3 separate regions of the Homo sapiens genome follow, and all the other regions are linked to region 2. Evidence: chromatin loops called from intact Hi-C (ENCODE). Cell type or tissue: IMR-90. All regions are shown on one strand.

Evidence for each region. A loop is a pair of places that touch in the nucleus more often than their neighbours do. Peaks named below come from ENCODE experiments on the same cell type or tissue, not always from the same donor. Only the 100,000 strongest peaks of a DNase experiment are listed, where the experiment ranks them.
Region 1: a loop joins it to region 2, with 2.9 times the contacts of the local background. A loop is called at or near these places in 5 of 110 quality-filtered maps.
Region 3: a loop joins it to region 2, with 3 times the contacts of the local background. A loop is called at or near these places in 5 of 110 quality-filtered maps.

Annotation. Positions count from the first base shown.
Region 1 is chr2:237,222,216-237,224,715 of GRCh38, forward strand. It overlaps LOC105373953 (a long non-coding RNA gene), which reads left to right. Exons shown (of 6, transcript XR_924035.3): 2 at 1-53. Among named protein-coding and RNA genes, the nearest start is that of COPS8, 140 kb to the left of the region's middle. In IMR-90, no CTCF peak of the experiment used is centred here; DNase peaks (open chromatin) are centred at 126, 736 and 1,226; H3K27ac peaks cover 2,321 bases.
Region 2 is chr2:237,170,455-237,172,954 of GRCh38, forward strand. No RefSeq gene overlaps it. Among named protein-coding and RNA genes, the nearest start is that of COPS8, 86 kb to the left of the region's middle. In IMR-90, a CTCF peak has its summit at 1,157; a DNase peak (open chromatin) is centred at 1,127; H3K4me3 peaks cover 269 bases; H3K27ac peaks cover 2,239 bases.
Region 3 is chr2:237,278,998-237,281,497 of GRCh38, forward strand. No RefSeq gene overlaps it. Among named protein-coding and RNA genes, the nearest start is that of COL6A3, 130 kb to the right of the region's middle. In IMR-90, a CTCF peak has its summit at 1,461; DNase peaks (open chromatin) are centred at 574 and 1,414; H3K27ac peaks cover 2,461 bases.

The DNA of each region.
Region 1 (2,500 bases), 52 kb after region 2:
GGAAAGCCAAACTTTCCCTTAGCAAGCGTGGCAACGTCCCAGAGTGCAGCCTGGTGAGTTTGGAATGCAGGTGGTTTGCGGACCCAAGGGAGAAAAAGTGACTGCAGATGGTGCATTTCCTGTTTATAACGTGCTTGGGGAAATGACCATTTTGCTCATGAAGAAAAAAGATTTTTTATCTTATTGGGTAAAGAAAAATAATAGACCACAGAGACAGAATATTACCACAGCATTTTTGTCTGATGAGAAACTGATTGGCTTGACTACATATTGATTAAACATTCTACATGCCGTTACTCTCTAGACAATAAGAATCTTGGCATACGATAACTTTGAAAGCAAAGTTCATTTACGGTCAGGTTGGTTTCACCAAAACAATCGTATTCCAATATTACGGTTCTCAAAACTGAAATACCTGAAAACCTCTTTGGGGACCTGGATTTTCAGTGGAAAACAAACTGCTCAGACAAAGCTGCTGGGGCCCCCATTTCCCACTGCTTCCTCAGTTTCCCCAAAACTAAACAATCTGGGAGACAGTGTGAAGTTAGTGCATGTTTAATTTGGCAACTCTCTTTCCAGATGTGTATGGTCCAGATGTGTTGAGTCTGCTCCCAAGTTATCAATCAAAAAGCAAACTGACCCGGGGTGGATGGCTGCATTTGTACAGCAGCTGCTGTCACCAGCGCACCCCCAAGCAATGTTTTCTTAAACTTAGATGTCCAGGCAGAAAAATCCCTTTGCCTTCTAGTGGCCCCTGCCTAACATTTCCCTCCATACCCTTCTAGATTACCTTACACGGAGAGAATTAAGTTAGGGGATTTGTCTGCTGTCAGTCCCCTTTTTCTTCTGGTTCTATTTTTAGCCTTAATGGTCTTTTCTAATAGGTCCAAACTGTGCAACAATACGTAAAACTAATTGTATTTTACATAAAAATCCATGATCACATCTAGCCAGCCAAAATGGATCAGAGAAGCTCCATACAGTCGTGTGGATTTTTTTATTTGACTAGAAGCCATCCATGTGCCTACCTGATGCATGTGCACACATGCATCCACGCACCTTGCATGCACACACACATGCACATGCACTCTTCCAGGATGGCTTTGAAGTGGCGAGGGTAGAAAGGAACTCTTGGTCCCAAGGGCTGGCCTCATGAAGGAGCTCCAAGATGCAACTCATTCTTGAATTGCAGCCAGGACCTCAACTATTCCCTGCAGGAATTCCCCTAAGAAGAATGTGTTGGTCTTATGTGTCACGGGTTGCCCCAAGTCATCCTGGCTTCTGGGGTTGTGGGCTTTTGTTCAGAGAAAACAGGGACTGCTGAAACCTTGTAGTGGATACTCTCTGTTCCCTGCCCAGATCTCTGGGCTGGTGCCCCATCCTCTAGGTCTGTGAGCATTGGCTGCCGAGGGCTCACAGCTGCCCATTTCCAGAGAAGTTCCCTTGGGACAGTAACAGCTTCTGGGCCCAGAAGATTACTCTCCCACACACAAGGCAGCCAAGGGCCAAGCCTGACTAGGACAAAAGCCCAGGCCCCCTCCCTCACAGTGGGACCACTCCGTGGTGCAATTCACACTCCCCAACTTCCCCGGGGATCAGGCAGAAACTGGACCCCAGCCAAGAACCTGCCTGGCTCCACCCTTCTCCAGGCTTCTTGGCTTCCTTCACTCCCTTTCTGCCCACAGGTCCTACAATAGATCATTTCCACAAGACCCCCGTCTCAGACTCTGCCTAAGAAATCCCTCATCTTAATCACTGAGCCCATCTGGCGTCTTTCTTTTATAAAAAATTTGTATTTTTATTTTAAGTTCCTGGGTACATGTGCAGGATGTGCAGGTTTGTTACATAGGTAAACGTGTGCCAAGGTGGTTTGCTGCACCTATTAACCCATCACCTAGGTATTAAGCCCAGCATGCATTAGCTATTTTTCCTAATGCTCTGCCTCCCCGCCACCCACCCACCAGCAGGCCCTACTGTGTTGTTCCCCTCCCTGTGTCCATGTGTTCTCATTGCTCAGCTCCCACTTATCTAGAACCAGAAATACCATTTGACCCAGCAATCCCATTACTGGGTATATACCCAAAGGAAAATAAATCACTGGACTACAAAGGTACATGCATGCGTATGTTCATGTTCATGGCATCTTTCATTTAGGCATCAAACTCCCCTCAGTCAGGAAGGACGGTGACAGTCTCCACACCCTCCAGGCTATTGGGACAGATTCTGTTTTTTTCACCCTGCCCTGCAACAAAATTATTTTCTGCTTTCACCAAACCCAGGCAAACAGACTCCACTAGACCTGGAGACTAGGAATAGAAAATGTACATAAATTGTGGTTTTAAAAATTCACTTAGATATGAATAATATGATGATAATTATTAGGAAAACATGGAACATTAAGACGTTGAAAATAAGTTCTACAAGTAAATGTGCCAGTCAACAAAGATTCATTCAGGGTTCCAGGGTGTCACTTGAGTTAGTGACCATTGTATAAAGTTCT
Region 2 (2,500 bases):
ACATCCACTCAACAGATACATTCGTTTCTGGGGAGTATTTCTTCATTTTGGTTGCAGCATTTGGATGTCGTTTTGAGTGTTTAATGATTATTCATTAATTTTGCTCTCTGACCAGTAAAGCACCCAAGCAAAGAAGAGTCAAACTATCAGCATTCCAACCATCTGCCCACAGGTGGCTTTCCTTAACAAACCTTGGTATCTTATTTTAAAAATAGCCCTACCCTGGCCGGGCATGGTGGCTCACACCTGTAATCCCGGCACTTTGGGAGGCTAAGGTGAACGGAGAAGGTCAGGGGATGGAGACCAGCCTGGCTAGCATGGTGAAACTCTGTTTCAACTAAAAATATAAAAAAGCAGCCAGGCATGGTGGCGTGCACCTGTAATCCCAGCTACTCAGGAGACTGAGGCAGGAGAATCGCTTGAACCCAGGAGGCAGAGGTTGCAGTGAGCCGAGATCATGCCATTGCACTCCAGCCTGGGCAACAAGAGTGAAACTCCATCTCAAAAAAAAAAAAGGCCCTACCCACAGTTTTAGATTCTGGATATCCAAGACATTAGATATTGTTTAAATACACCATTTTATCTGATCAAGCCGCTTGAAATCCTAGAATGATTTGAGCGGGCACAACTAGGGTAATGCAAATGGGGTTTTAAATATCTCTCATTTCAAAAATTCCTGTTGACAATTTTCTTCTTGAAAGATCATTGTAATTTAGCACAAGAAAGCAGATTCTGACATTCTCTGCTTATTTCTTCAGACGGTTGTGCTGATATTACATTCAGTAGCTGGACTTTGATTTTTTTTCCATTTTCACCCATGTTTATCCAACACTGAATTAGGAGCCAGAGGCTGAATGAACTCAGGAGCGTGTGGGTTGGCCATCCAGGGTTCCCCTCCTGTATTAATAAATCCGTACCTCCCTTGCTGCAGACCAATATCGACTCTACTCTCAGTACCGTGGCCATGCACGATTTTCAGGCCACATCAAGACTTGCACAGCCTCTGGCTTTCAGTGGGAACAGAACCAGCAGTCTTCCTGGACTTCTCCCTCCTACACAGCAACCAGGAGCAAACTGATCCTCCGCGTATCACAGGCTTTGTCGAGTTGTAAAACAGAACTCTAACTGGTATCCGCCACTGATATCATGCAACACCAGATGGTGTCATTTGATCAAAGAATTTTGCTAACAGAAATCTCAGATTTCTCTCTAAGCGAAATGCCTTGACTTTGTGACTGATTGTGCAAGAATCTCAGGAATTGAGAAAACAGCGTCTGTGTTGCTACAAGACTGCAGCTTTGGATAATACCCCCCTGCTTTTACTTTCTTCTCTGTCTTTAACTTCAAAATGTATTTTACACCCCAAATAATTGTTTACTATTTGTTTCCTAGAACCTCAAAAGTCATTAATTTTTAAGAAAAGTCACTGTGCTTTGTTGGAAAACAACCTCAAACTTGAATGGCTTCACGCCAGTAGTTGAAAATATTTTACAATAGGCCACTTTCTGGAAAGTCTAATAAAAATCATACTGAGCATTTTTATTCCTGTTTACACTTGTAGAGCATTATCACAATTTAAATTATCTTCAGCCCATATATAGCTTCATATTTTGCAGCCAGCAATGAAGTTCTGCCCACAGTTTACGTTTACGACTTTCTTCTGAACTGCCGTATTTATGTTACTGTTTTCATCACTACTCTTTTTTTGTACATTTTACCACTTAAACAGTAAATCTATGTGTTTTGACAAATGTGTACAGTTGACTAACCACCACCAATGGTCAAGATATGGAGTATTTCTATTGCCATAGAAATATTCCTCCATAGAAATATTTCAATTCCTCTCAAGCCCATTTCTGCTCAATCCCCTCTCCCCATCCCCAGGGCTAGCAACTGCTGATCTGTTTTGTCCTTATGGTTTTGCCTTTTCCTGAATATCATATAAATGGAATCAGATTTGTAGCCTTTCAATTCTGGCTTCTTGCACTTAGCATAATGCCTTTGAGATTCTTCTGCTTGTATCAAGAATTCATTCCTTTGATTGTTACCCAGTATTCAGTCATATGGATGTATCACAATTTATTTACCAGTTGAGGGACACTTTGATTCCAGTTTGGGGCAATTATGAATATAACTTTGATGAATAGCTATTCACTACTGGGTCATCTAGTAAGTGTGTTTTAACTTTAAGAGTTGCCAAGCTGTTTTCCAAAATAACTATACTATTTTTTTTCTTTTTCCTTAGCGTGTCTACTTTTTCATGTTTTTGTGGTAAAATACACATAAGATTTAGCATCTTAAAAATTTTTAAGTTCACAATTCAGTGGTATTAAATATATTAATAACACTGTGCAATCATCACCACCTTCCATCATCATAACTCTTTTCATCTTGTAAAACTAAAGCTCTATTCCCATTAAACAACAACTCTCCATTCTCTTATCCCCTCAAGCCCTGAAAACAGCCATTCTACTTTCTGTGTCTAATTTTGACTAAGTAT
Region 3 (2,500 bases), 110 kb after region 2:
ATATTACATTTGTAACCTGTATTGGCATACCTAAATCCCAGGCCCTTTGCTGTAACATTTTTACTTTAGATTGGAGCTGGGGAACACTCTCATTTTATCTCCTGCTGCATCTCAGATGTGAAGGCTCTTTGGGCTCCACCATTACCTCCCTGGCAGTCCACCCTGCACCATAGCAACAAGCACATGTGCTCCCTCCAAGTCAGGGGACACCAGGCAGGATGGGGAGAGGGAGGTGAGAGCAGAGACGGACCTGGACTAGAGCTGGCAGGGCTTTGCTGTGAATAGGATGGAAGGCTTCCCACTCTGGGGAAAACCGGGAGAGCATGGAGTCATGGACGCTGGGAGAAGAAAGGTTTTAGAGGAGGCCAAGGGTACTAAAGCCCACCAAGGGTAGCTTAGGTAAGATGAGGACAGAGTCACAGCATGGAGCATACTGATGGTGGGGCAAAAGGACATTTCCGTGGGGTCAGAGCCTGATGACAGCAGTTTATAGAGAGGCTAGAAGGAGGGGTTTGGCTGAGACATAGAGCTGAGAAACGAGAGGGAGCTGGGTAATCTGTGGAGTTCAAGAAGCTTGCTGGTGGTGGTGTTTGTTTGTTTTAGGACGAAAGCTATGAAGGAGTATGTGGCTGATGGGAAGGACACAGAAGACAGATGCTGATGCTACAAAAGACGGAGACACTTGTAGAGTCAAGGTGCTTAGGAGACAGAGGGAGACGCAGAACACAGGTTGGGGGTCTGCATTTGGTGGCAGCAGGGACTCCGCTGCCAGGTGAAAGGGGATCCATGGAAAGAGACAAAAGGTCTATGGCTTGTTGGGGACAGAGGACACAACGGAAGCCAGCAAGCCAAAGCCCCTCATTCCAAACACCAGCTTTGGAGTCCGTACAGGGCTGGCTGTCCACATGGTCATCTGTTCTCAGACAAAAACTTCACTACACATTGCAGAAAAAAATAAGAAGTGAACTTTGTCCCTGTGATTTCTGCTGTCCCCACTCATTGACGGTCTGTTGGAACCTTGGGCGGAGTCTTGTCTGCATTTCGCGTGGGCACCTGCAAAGAAGCTCGTGACATGGTGGGACCCCAGTGACACAGAGCTGCAGAGTCTGGACTGCAAAGGCCTTCACCCTCAAAGTCGCTCATTCACAGAGTGGGAAACTGGAAGAGCGGGCCAAAACGAACGGAATGGAATTTTAAAGGGATTGATGTAAATTTCTGCTCTGGAGTTTTTTTTAAAATAAACGTTATACATGTTTGGAATGAAGGGAAACAATAGCCAGCTGTGTACGTGTGGGAGCCGATAGGAGTCGGGAGGACACAAAATTAATACAGTAATGAAAATGTCAGAGACCAGCCCCATCACCCCACAGTATATCAAATTTCCCCAGTGAATCATCTCGGAGGAAATGCCTTCCGTAGTACCGAATAAAAACCATGAGAGTCAACCGTGGTCTGCAGCTTGTGGGAATTTCTTCAGCCACCCACACCGCTGGTTTGGATGACAAATAAGCCCCCACAGGCCACGCTGAGCCCAGTGGCCACTTGAGGCTGCTTAGATCTGTCTCGGCTCTGAGGACCTCCCTCTGGAAAATGTACATCCTGTGCACTTGAATTTACTGAAACTTCTTCATTTTAACGTTGTAATCAAGGCCAATCATTTTCATGTCAATTTTTTAAAAACCCCATCGCAGGGAAAACAGGGCTCTGCACACAGGAAATACTCAGAAGCCATGTTTCTACTTAATGGTAAAATAAGGACCAACAATTCTTGTGTTACCAACCTCACCAGGTTTTCAGGTCAAAGGAAATATACCACTGACGTCTTTGCAAATACAGACGTTCCCCAAAAAGCATATTTGGGTTTGTATAACACCTCAATTAACTGGATTAAATTGGGAATGGGTTTCTGGTTAACTGAATTTGTTTCAACCCATGTTAAAAGCTTCCTAAAATGTTTGTTCGCCTTTTTACTTCGGTAACACCATCTGGGGCATCTCTCAGCCCCTCCTGGCTCAGGGGTCAGGCAGGAATGAGTGGAGCTAACCCTGAACGAATATTGGCCCCCTTAATGAATCCACTTCATTTCTGATCAATGCCTCTCCTCTGAGACAAGCTCCATGACGACAGGAACCATGTCTATCTTGGCTTGGATGACAAATCAGCCCCCACAGGCCACGACGAGCTCAGTGGCTGGGAGCCTTGGGGCCCAATACAACGTCTTCGTTCAGAGGGTGTGTAATAAATATGTGTTATGTGAAAAGTTTCCTGATGTTAGTCTTGTTTTAATTCATTTTTCTTCCAAAATAGAGAACAGTTCATAAAATGGATATTCTAATTGGTTTGTTGAAATAATTTAGCTTTACCATCTTTGCACAATAGTAATTATTTTCAAATGGAAAATCAGAATATTCGGAGAATGACCATCTCCCTGTCTACATAAAATCAAAGCACAAAGTGAATTAAAACATTTTAAAAATCAACAGATCCAAACAACCCACAC